2 separate regions of the Homo sapiens genome follow, and region 2 is linked to region 1. A link is a loop called in an ENCODE intact Hi-C map of the cell type or tissue named here. Cell type or tissue: tibial artery. All regions are shown on one strand. Each heading gives the region's core, and the rest is flanking DNA. Links, peaks and the distances in the headings are about the cores only.

Region 1 (5,390 bases), core at 180-5,179:
AGACATTCGATATAAAAACAGCAACAACGACCTCAGGGATGTAAACTACTCTTATCAGGCAGAATATTCCAAGGGCTCAGAGCTTATCTTTCATAAGCCACTGGCTACGAGCCATTCCTGAAAATAGGCGTTTTTCTGGGATGTCCAGTGTTCGAGCAACCCAGGCCTCCTGAGTTAACCCTTTCCTGTCTAACAGGTGTTACTCAAAATTAAGTTCCCTTGGACAAATACTCAGGACGCACTGAAATAAAAACATTAAACAGCTTTCTCCTTTGCTCTTAACACACCAATAGCTGTATGACACTTCAAGTGTGTGAGTGTAAATGTTTATCTTCACTTAATGGATTTCAAAATCTTTCCCCCCGGAGATCTAATTTTGGGAAATGTTGCTCTAAATGAAATTTCATCCTTGAGCAAAGTATGTCTGTTCAATCAAAGAAAATGTTAGTTAAAAGGGCAAATGGAAAAACAACCTGAAGCATATGAGTTACTGGTAAAGGAGCCATAGTTCGGTATTTGACATGAAGAATTGTGATCGTCTCTTAGTATCTGGTGTCTTCATTGTGTTTTAATTGATAACTTTCTACCCAGTGTTTCACAAATCTTTATCTTCGGTGTTTTGATCAAAATCTATGTATTTTCTTAACCTTATCACTTTGGTCATGAAAAACCCAGATATTCTGGTTTCTATCATGTTTATTGGAATAACTCTCAGTTGTTAATAAGGAAAAAGTATTCAACTATCAAAAGTATAGCAAAATGTCCTTAAGACATCAGTTGATGTTAACTGACTTATAAATAAAAATGACCTCCTTGTTTCTGAAAAATGTTTCCCATATGATAACTCACAGATTATATTTGAAATTGCCCATATACCTGCTAGAATTGACTGAACTTACTACTGGGCAATTAAAATTCTTTTTATTGTAGTTGTTACTATTACTCTTATTCTGTGAATTTGCAGCAGAGTTACAAATGAGAAAAAAGGGTAATGTAAAAAGCAATTGGAAATTAGCAGGCAGTCATTTGAAAATTTGGTTTAAAAAAATCTTATGGTCTCATTAATGCAACGTGGTAAAAACACTCTCTCAAGCATTTTGTTTCAAATACAATCGTGAAATGAACACATGGATTTTGCAGAGACAAAAGGAAAGTGAAATCAAGCCAACTTTTTCACAGGAAGATGTCTTAGGGTCCAAGCATTATGAATCATTTATTTAGTTCTGAAATCTAATAAAACATCTTTATTAAAATGAAAGCATGTTTCACTACCAGAGATATTTTTGATCTGATAGCAAACAAGTTTTCTTTTATTTATTTAGCATATGCATCACATATGCTTTTGAAGTAAACATCAACGCATAACAAATAAATACTATACAACCAGACATATTTAATATGTACTGTGTTGTGCATGAGATGACAACATTTTAAACACACGGGAAGTGTATTGTAGTATTTTAGTATGAAATATATCTTAAGCTCTGTCTTACAGTATGTGTATCTTGTCCCATAAATGGTATTGATGAAGGTAAGTGCAGAAATATTTTTTAATGGGGAATTCATAGAATCATTGAATTTTCACACTTTTCATTTTGCAGAGTAGATTTGATGGTACTTCCTTGTTATAGGTAGCATGATATGTTTAATTAATGGATAAATCTTGATCCTCAGCAATCTCAGAGTCAGATATAAATGTCATCAGCAAAGACAAAAATCTATAGTGCAGACCAGTTATTAGGGTAAAACAAGATGTAATAGAAGTTTATGCATACAAATGAGCAAGGCATCCTATGAAGAAAAGCTGAAAGATGTATATTTCCCATACTAGACAAAATGGTTCAATAATGATCCTCAGACTGATCAAGACTCTCTGGGACCTTTGGCAGCTTATTCGGTTCCTCAAATATTTGAAGAAGCTCAAAAATTAGATCTTCTTTATCTTCAGAGTCCAGCTTGCCATAAGATTTAACCTCAAATTAAGTGTACTGAAGACCGAAGGGACCCATGAGGCTTTCTGCAAATAGCAACCAATGAGGACCTTGGGATTTCATCAGACAATGGTATGTGTGGAGGGCTCAAGCCAACGCTGGCAAGCAGGCAGTCTTTGGGCTGAAGTCAGTCTCTAACCAGCTTTATTTTTCTTTGGCCTGTATGATATCAATTTGAAAAATAAGAATATTTCCTATAAATATAATTTTAGCTTTTCTTGAAGAGATCAGTACCTTTGGCAGCAGTGGGCATAACAACATTGGTTCCTATTTGTGGAAGACCTCATGGGTCAATGTATGGAACTATCCTAATTGCATATGCTATCTGTCGAGTAATATACATAACTATGTGTGTATGTGAAGTACTTGTAGAGCATGCACACATACACAAACAATTTTGGGAAAATCGTAATTTCTGTTTTTTCATCATCCATATGGTATTATATAATTTTTTCAGCCCAAACTTTATTGACTGTAGTGGACAAAGTTTGTGTACTACATAAAGAACTTTTCACTGAAATCATAACCTATGGGTTGTTTGATGTGTGGCAAATTTCTACTCTTCTTGCATTTATAAAAGTTCTAATTTCTGACAGTACAGGGCCTTACGGCTACATAATTGGCCTCAAACTTTGACCCTTTCAGGATTTACAAGCTCCCTTTAGATTCTATAAGCTTATTGGATGAAGAGAATGCACCTAGAATATTTCTTGACATATGCTTTCATGATTATTTTTTTCCCTGGGAATTTTTGGTAGCTTGGATACTCTCATTCACTTGACCTAAATGCTGTAGTAATAAGGAGGAAGATTCCAAAAACTTTAGAATTATTTGTTCTTACTCCACTGGGAGGCTTCGTGGAACATTTCAGATATCTTAGTGCCATATTTTAATTTAATTTTTTTTTTTTTTTTTTGAGACAGAGTGTCATTCTGTCACCCAGGCTAGAGTGCAGCGGCCCAATCTTGGCTCACTGCAACTTCCGCCTCCCAGGTTCAAGGAATTCTCCTGCCTCAGATCCCTGAGTAGCTGGGACTACAGGCGTACACCACTATACTCGGCTAATTTTCTGTATTTGTAGTAGAGACAGGGTTTCACCATGTTGGCCAGGCTGGTCTCAAACTCCTGACCTTAAGAGATCCGCCTGCGTTGGCCTTCCAAAGTGCTGAGATTACAGATGTGAGTCACCATGCCCGGCCCTTAGTGCCATATTTTCAAATTCCTCTAAAATTCCTCAAAGATAAACTTTAATAAGGATTGGCACATTACACACTGGTTGGCACCATCCCAGCACTCCTATTTCTTGGTAAGTTTTTTCTACCCTTTTCTGTGAACTCCCGGAAGACCAGTTGGAGTTTGTCTCCTGTCTGAGTTAGGCTTTAAGCTTTTGCCAGCTTCAAGTTGTACAAACACACAAAAAGGAGATTATTTTCATGCATCCTAAGTTTTTTAGATGCCTTTTTGCTTGCAAAAGCTGGGGGGTTTTATAATGCCCCCAACTCCAGCATTAGGCAGAGAAACTTAGTGGCATGTTGAGTAAAATGCAATGCTGTGTTAACGGTTTTGAAAGAAATCAGGAAAGTTAATCATGTGTGGACACAGGGTTAAGAAGCAATGTAACAGACTATTAAGCTTAATATAGATATGTGATATAAGCATATGCAGACAGCCATTAGCATAAATTCATGTTACAGAAGAGCAGCACGGCATGCCACTTGGCGGATTTATAATGTATGTGAGAGGCAAGATGAAGATCAATAGGAGAAGGAAGTGGGTCAGAGAATCCATATACAGGTCCTGGATCAGGATGATAAAACCACTGCAAATTATTACTACATTATTTTTGAATGGTGTTATTGCCTGAGACTCTATTACATAGACATGTCAAGTGAAGGGACTGAAGACAGGGAAGTCTGCCATAGTTTCCAGCAGGTTCGGCATGAGAAATGTCCACCTCTGTTAGCTGGAGCTGGCTTTCTTTAATGCTGACAATCATTATGTTAATGATGAATCATGTTCAGAGACAGGAATATATAATATTTAGTTATGTTTTGGGGGAAACGTGCATACCTCAATAATTCTAGAGACAATTATATCTCAATAATTCTAATTCATGACAGTCATGACATAAAAATTTGAAATGGCCATCAAGCAAACATTCCAAATGCCATATTTGTAAGTAAATTATTCTGGGGGCTCTGCCTTTCAACTAAAAGAAGCAAATACATATATATTTTTCTCTGTCAGTTTCAATAAAAGCCCACTTATAAGATTTTCTGAGTTATTTGTAGGGACTTCTTTTTTTGGTAGGTGTTTTGATTTTCTAGTTTACACGGCCAAATGAATAATTTTGGCAAGAAAAGAAGGTGGTTTTTATAAATCTGGAAAATAAAAATACTTTCAGAAACAGAAGAAAGCAGTTATCATCCATGATCATGGTAGAAAATTTTACTTCAATTGGGTCTCAATCTATTTTAACCAATGCCCTTTTCTGTTTTCCCTAAGTTTTTAAAATTGAAAGTCTTTTGAGAAAAATTTTAGTTCAAACTTTCTAAGACCCAGACAATAAGAACACAATGCTTGCAAAATTTTAAAAACCATCAATTTGCTCTTTGTTTTTTCCAAGGAGGAAACAAAACTAGCAGTAGGTTCGGTGAGTGTGTCCTCTCTTCCTCTCTTATTTCCCTTTCCTTCCTTCCTTTCTTTCTTCCTTCCTTCTTTCTGTTTCTTTCGCTCTCTCTCTCTTTACTTTCTGAAACCAAACATCTCCAGAGCCTACTGGAGATGATCACTATTCTTTTTTTTTTTTTTTCTTTCAGAGAAGCGCCAAGGACATTAATATGTCCCAACTCTTTTCTCTCTTCTGACCAACTGCTATTAATATTTCACATTCTACAATCTGAACTCTGTCCCTTTAGCCTAAAGTTAGTATCTCTGTAAAATATCTATTTCCTTGAAAAGATCGTCACTCAAAGTTCTGATCAGGCTGGGTGTGGTGGCTTATGCCTGTAATCCCAGCACTCCGTGAGGCTGATGCAAGAGAATTGCATGAGCCCAGGAATTAGAGACCAGTCTGGGTAACATAGGGAGACCACATCTCTATCAAAATATTTAAAAATTAGCCAGATGTGGTAGTATGTGCCTGTAGTCCCAGTTACTTGGGTGGCTGAAGTGGGAGGATTGCTTGAACCTAGCAGGTCGAGGCTGCAGTGAGCCATGACTATATCACTGCACTTGAGGCTGGATGACAGAGTGAAACTTTATTTCAAAAAAAATTTTTTTAATTAAAAAATAATAGAAGTTCTCTTCAATATTTCATTTCTTAGGTTGAGGTGGGGCTATGAAAGAAGTGTAACAGGACTGGAGGGCCAGTGCGGCCACAGCAAGCATATGAGAGAG
Region 2 (5,390 bases), core at 253-5,252, 90 kb before region 1:
AGTTTGAGAATACACCAGGGCCAAGACCAAGCAAAAGTATTTAGAATCACTCAGAGGTTTACACTACTGACTTTTGATAACCTTAAAATCTGGGTTGAATACGTCGGTGATTACCAACTTTCTAAGAGATATTTTTTCGCCATAGCTAGTACTAATTTCTTGCTGACAGAGTATATCCACAGAATCCACCTGCACATTTACAAGAGATTTTCCTCTCCAGATCAGGCTTCTGGCAAAGTGGGAAAGTATCCTGTTATAAAACTTCTTTTGCTTCTCTTAGATAATGACTGTGAACAAAAGTCAAGAGAAAGAATCTCCAACATGGAATTTTAGAGTACTGTAAATCAGATGGACTTACCTATGGACAAATGTCCACAGAGGTTAGTTAATTAGAGCTAAGATCACTCTCTGGTTATTTGAAGGAAGCCATTGGTCTATAAGCAGAACTCAAATCTTTACATGTTACTTATACTGATAATTGAATTCTGCTCTGACCTGCCCTACCTGGCCAACTGTATGAGAGGTGGAGCATCATAGTAGCTGCTTTGCAATATAATCTCACCATTCTGGGATTAGTCCAGAGCTGCCCAACCCAAATCACTTTGGGAGCTACATTCTAAATTTCTTCTGACATGAATACTTATTGCCTCATTTATGATGTGAGCTTAGCTTTCATCTTTGATGAAGTACTTTTTCTTTTGTTCCCTTCCTATGATAAAATCCTTACTTCTGGCTACGCTGTTTCAGGTAGCCTGGAGTAAATATTTACTCCTATGTCCTGGGCCCCAGTACCACCTACTTTGGTATAAGTCCTTGTGATCACTACTCCCATTGAATTCACATAGCCTTGTGATAGAGATCTGGGTACAAGCCTATGTGTAAAGGGTGTATTTTTTCCCTAAATGTTAGGTATACCATACAAATAGAATACAGATGAAATGTGTAAGTTAAATGCACAGGTGCAGATATACGTGCGAAAAATACTATTAAAAAATCACCCAAGTAACTATTATCTGGCTAAAGAAATAAGACATTGCTAATATCCCAGAAGCCTTCCCCAATACAGTCCCATTCCTCCCCAAGACATACCAATCCCTTGCCTAGTGTGACAGCTTCCTTCCTTTTCTTTACAGTTCAGGTCAGCAGTCAGTAAACCTTTTCTGAAAAGGACCAGATAGTAAATATTTTAGACTTTAAGGACTGCATATGGTTTCTGTCTCATTTTCTTTGTGTGTCTTTTTTTTCTCATTTTTTGAAAACAACTCTGTAGACCGTAGTTTGCTAATCTCTTGTTTAGACCCTCAAACAATAGTGGTTTTGTTTTCCTGCTTCTTTTCTTTGAAATTTATATAAATGGAATGAGAATTGGATTTTTTTCAACAGTCATCTGTATCTGCACTTCATTTATTTTCATTGCCGTATAGCATTCTATTGACGGAATTGACCAATAGTTCTCCATCTATTCTATAATGTGGTTTTGGGTTGTTTAAAAGGTTTTGCTTCTACAAAAATGTTACTAGGAACATTTTTATATGTACCCTGGGGCTCATGTGCAAATGTATCTGGGGTATATACTTTGGAGTAGAATTGCTGAGTCAACTGTTCGCTTTACCAAACACTATTTTCTGACAAAGTAGTAAAGTTTCTGCTCTCAGTATTGGAGTTCCCAATGTCCCACATCCTCAGCAGCACTTGGGATTGACAACAAATGGTTTTAATCTTTGTCAGTGTTTCTAATTTGCATTTTTCTAATTTTTAGTTGTGATTTTTATTTTTATTTTTCTGAATGCTAGTGATATCAAGCACAGTTTGGTCATTTGGATTTTCTGTTTTAGGATGTGGCTATTCGAAATCTTTTGTCATATTTTTCTTGGGCAGTGACAGGGCTCAGAACACACTATCCCAAAATATGGCACCTTGGCATACGGAATGTTTTAAGTTTAAGGAAACTGAGAAAACCCACAGAATCAGGAAGGTCTCTCTGACCTTCTCTCATCTTTTCTCCTGAAACAGGCCATAAAACCTTGCTGACCTTCCCCTGAAGTATGTCATAAAACTCATTCCAGAGGGTTTCTCTCTGTGCCCCAAGGAAAGGAATGTCCTTATCTCAGAAGACACAGAGACCCAGAGAAGAATCTGAACAAACAAGCCTTGCTAAATTCCCCCAGTTTATTACCATTAGCTCATACCCCCTTTGTCAAATCATATTTCTCCACAACTATCCACTTCTGCATCAAATACACAGATCTCTCTGCTTCTTTGGGTCTTCCTTTTCTTAGGAAGTTTCTCATATCAGGTACACTTATTAAATAAATTTATATGCATTTTTTTCTTGTTCTCTGTTGGTTTTATTTTCAGATCCAGCCAGGGACCCTAAGCAGGTTGACAGGTTGAGGAAGACCTTCCTTCTCTATATCAGTCTGTTGATATTGATTTGCAGAATTTTTAAATATATTCCAGTTAACAGACTTTCTGGATTTGTGTATTCAGGATAACTCCCGCCTGTTTGTGGCTTGTCTCCTCATTCTTCATGTTATCTTTGAGTAGATGTTATCAATTGTAATTCGGTGGAATTTATTAAAACTTCCCTACATGATTACTTATTTCTGATTCTTATTTTAAAATTGAGGACGGATGAGTTTTGAAAGCAGCTATAGCCAAAAAGTTTGGTTAGAAGACCCATGGAAAAGGGGCAGGGAAACCACCTTCTCTGTGTTTTGATCCCGTGTCGTTGTGGCCACAGGCTCACCTCTGGCTCACCATCTCAACAGGCACGCCAGCAAAGGCTTGCTGATACAAGACGGCAGCATCATCACGCTCTTCAGCTAATGCCACTCTGAGTGTGTTGTGCTTCCCGTCCATCCCTCCTTCTTAAAGCTCTCTCACAGTGGTCTGCTAGTCCTTCACTAACCTTCACATCATGCGTCAAAGATCTTCATTGGGAGTCTTAAGACTGTCTGACAGTTTTCATCTTCTTTTTCCTTAGTTTCTCAATCCAGTGAACCTGTTTACTCTCTCTCAAGTTGACATTGTTGATCAATGCAGCTCTCCTCTTTCTTGGCTTCTAGTATGCCTGATTTTTCGCCTATGTTCCTTTTTTAAAAATATTTATTTATTTTGAGATGGAGTCTCGCCCTGTCACCCAGGCTGGAGTGCAGTGGCACCATCTCGGCTCACTGCAACTTCCGCTTCTGGGTTCAAGCCATTCTCCTGCCTCAGCCTCCCTAGTAGCTGGGACTACAGTCACCTGCCACCACGCCCAGATAATTTATTTTTAGTAGAGACAGGGTTTCACCATATTGGTCAGGCTGGTCTCGAATTCCTGACTGCGTGTTCTGCCCGCCTCAGCCTCCCAAAGTGCTAGGATTACAGGTGTGAGCCACCACGCCCAGCCTTTCCTATGTTCTTCTTAGTGTTTCCTCCCCTCCTTATTTGCCAATCTTAAAATCAGTAGTTCTTTACCTTTTAGGGATTCCCGAACTTCTTTAAAAAGCTTTTCTTTTCCTCAGAAAAATTGATATATGTAAATAAATACTATTTTCCATAACATTTCAGAGGGTACGCTTCCTTGACTTCATTTGATCCTCACAACTGTCTTGTGAGAAAAATAGACAAGGTTAATCTTTGATATTATACCCATTTCATAGGTGGAATCAAGGTACAGGGAGTTTAAATGATACAATGACGAGACGGCAAACAGTATGGAATGAGGTAGACCAAGCTCAGTCAATAATCGAATGTTGTGATTGTGACTAATTACGAAAGTGTGCAACAAATTAGTTGATAAAGTCTTTGCAGTGATGGTGGCAATTAAAATAATTTTAGGCCAAGCATGGTGGCTCACGCCTGTAATCCCAGCACTTTGGGAGGCTGAGGCAGGGGGGGTCACCTGAGGTCAGGAGTTTTGAGACCAGCCTGGCCAACATGGTGAAAACCCATCTCTACTAAAAATACAAAAATTTGCTGGGCTTGGTGGCAGCCGCCTGTAATCCCAGCTACTCGAGAGTCTGAGGCAGGAGCATCGCTTCAATCTGGGAGGTAAATGTTGCAGTGAGCCGAGATAACACCACTGCACGCCAGTCTGGGCAACAGAGCAAGACTCCTTCTCAAAAAATAATAACTTTAATTTTAATTGCCCTCAAGACAAATGAATGTGATTCCTGGGGCAAAAGATCAACCTTCACACCATATTGGTCTTTTCATCACATTACGTTTGGTCATTTTGAATTTTTTTCTGAAAATTTTTGCATATTATCTTAAGATTCCTTTACTTATAGAACCAACCTATCTCATGCCTGTTCAAATATTATATTTCTTAGGTTAATCAAAATAGCATATTTTAGGAGAAAATATTTTAGTCAGATGCAGAAAGATTCAGATTGTCTTTCACTCCGTCACTCATTCCCTCATTCATTTACTGTTATAGCAATTTGTTTACTTGAATTATTTTTATATATGATATTATTATTAATTAACTAGCATTAAAATACTGTAGGCTGGGCACAGTGACTCACGCCCATAATCCCAGTGTGTCCAGAGTTTGTTCCTTCTGGCTGGTTCGTGGTCTCGCTGACTTCAGGAATGAAACCTCAGACCTACATGGGGAGTGTTACAGCTCTTAAAGGTGGTGCGGACCCAAAGGTGAGCAGCAGCAGGATTTATTGTGAAGAGCAAAAGAACAAAGCTTCCACAGCTTAGAACCAGACCTGACCCAGTTGCTGCTGCTGGCTGGGGTGGCCAGCTTTTATTCTCTTATTTGTCCCAGCCCATGTCCTGCTGATTGGTCCATTTTACAGAGTGCTGATTGGCACATTTTACAGAGCACTGATTGGTCCATTTTACAGGGTGCTGATTGGTCCATTTTACAAACCTCTAGCTAGTCACAGAGCGCTGATTGGTGTGTTTTTACAGAGTGCTGATTGGCACACTTTACAAACCTCTAGCTAGCCACAGAGCATTGATTGGCACGTTTTACAATCCTAGCTACAGAGCGCCGATTGGTGAATTTTACGATCCTCTTGTAAGACAAAAAAGTTCTCCAAGTCCCCACCCGACCCAGAAGTCCAGCTGGCTTCACCTCTCACCAGCACTTTGAAAGGCCAAGAAGAAAGGATTGCTCGAGGCCAGGATTTCGAGACCAACCTGGGCAACATAGCTAGACCCCTGGCTCTACAAAAGATTAAAAAATAAAAGTAAGCCAGATGTGGTGGCTTGCACTTGTAGTCCCAGCTACTCAGGAGGCTGCTGCAGGAGGACTGCTTAAGCCTGGGAAGTTGAGAATGCAGGAGCCATGATCACACTATTGCACTCCAGCCTGGGCAACAGAGTGAAACCCTGTCTCTAAGAAAATAAAATCAAAGCTGTGGAAAAAAAAAAAAAAAGAAAACTTC

What was found. A loop is a pair of places that touch in the nucleus more often than their neighbours do. Peaks named below come from ENCODE experiments on the same cell type or tissue, not always from the same donor. Only the 100,000 strongest peaks of a DNase experiment are listed, where the experiment ranks them.
Region 2: a loop joins it to region 1, with 2.6 times the contacts of the local background. A loop is called at or near these places in 3 of 110 quality-filtered maps.

Annotation. Positions count from the first base shown.
Region 1 is chr15:94,922,180-94,927,569 of GRCh38, forward strand. No RefSeq gene overlaps it. Among named protein-coding and RNA genes, the nearest start is that of LINC02852, 340 kb to the left of the region's middle. RefSeq lists a silencer at 2,880-3,091. In tibial artery, for the core only: no CTCF peak of the experiment used is centred there; no DNase peak of the experiment used is centred there; H3K27ac peaks cover 3,998 bases.
Region 2 is chr15:94,832,605-94,837,994 of GRCh38, forward strand. No RefSeq gene overlaps it. Among named protein-coding and RNA genes, the nearest start is that of LINC02852, 250 kb to the left of the region's middle. In tibial artery, for the core only: no CTCF peak of the experiment used is centred there; no DNase peak of the experiment used is centred there.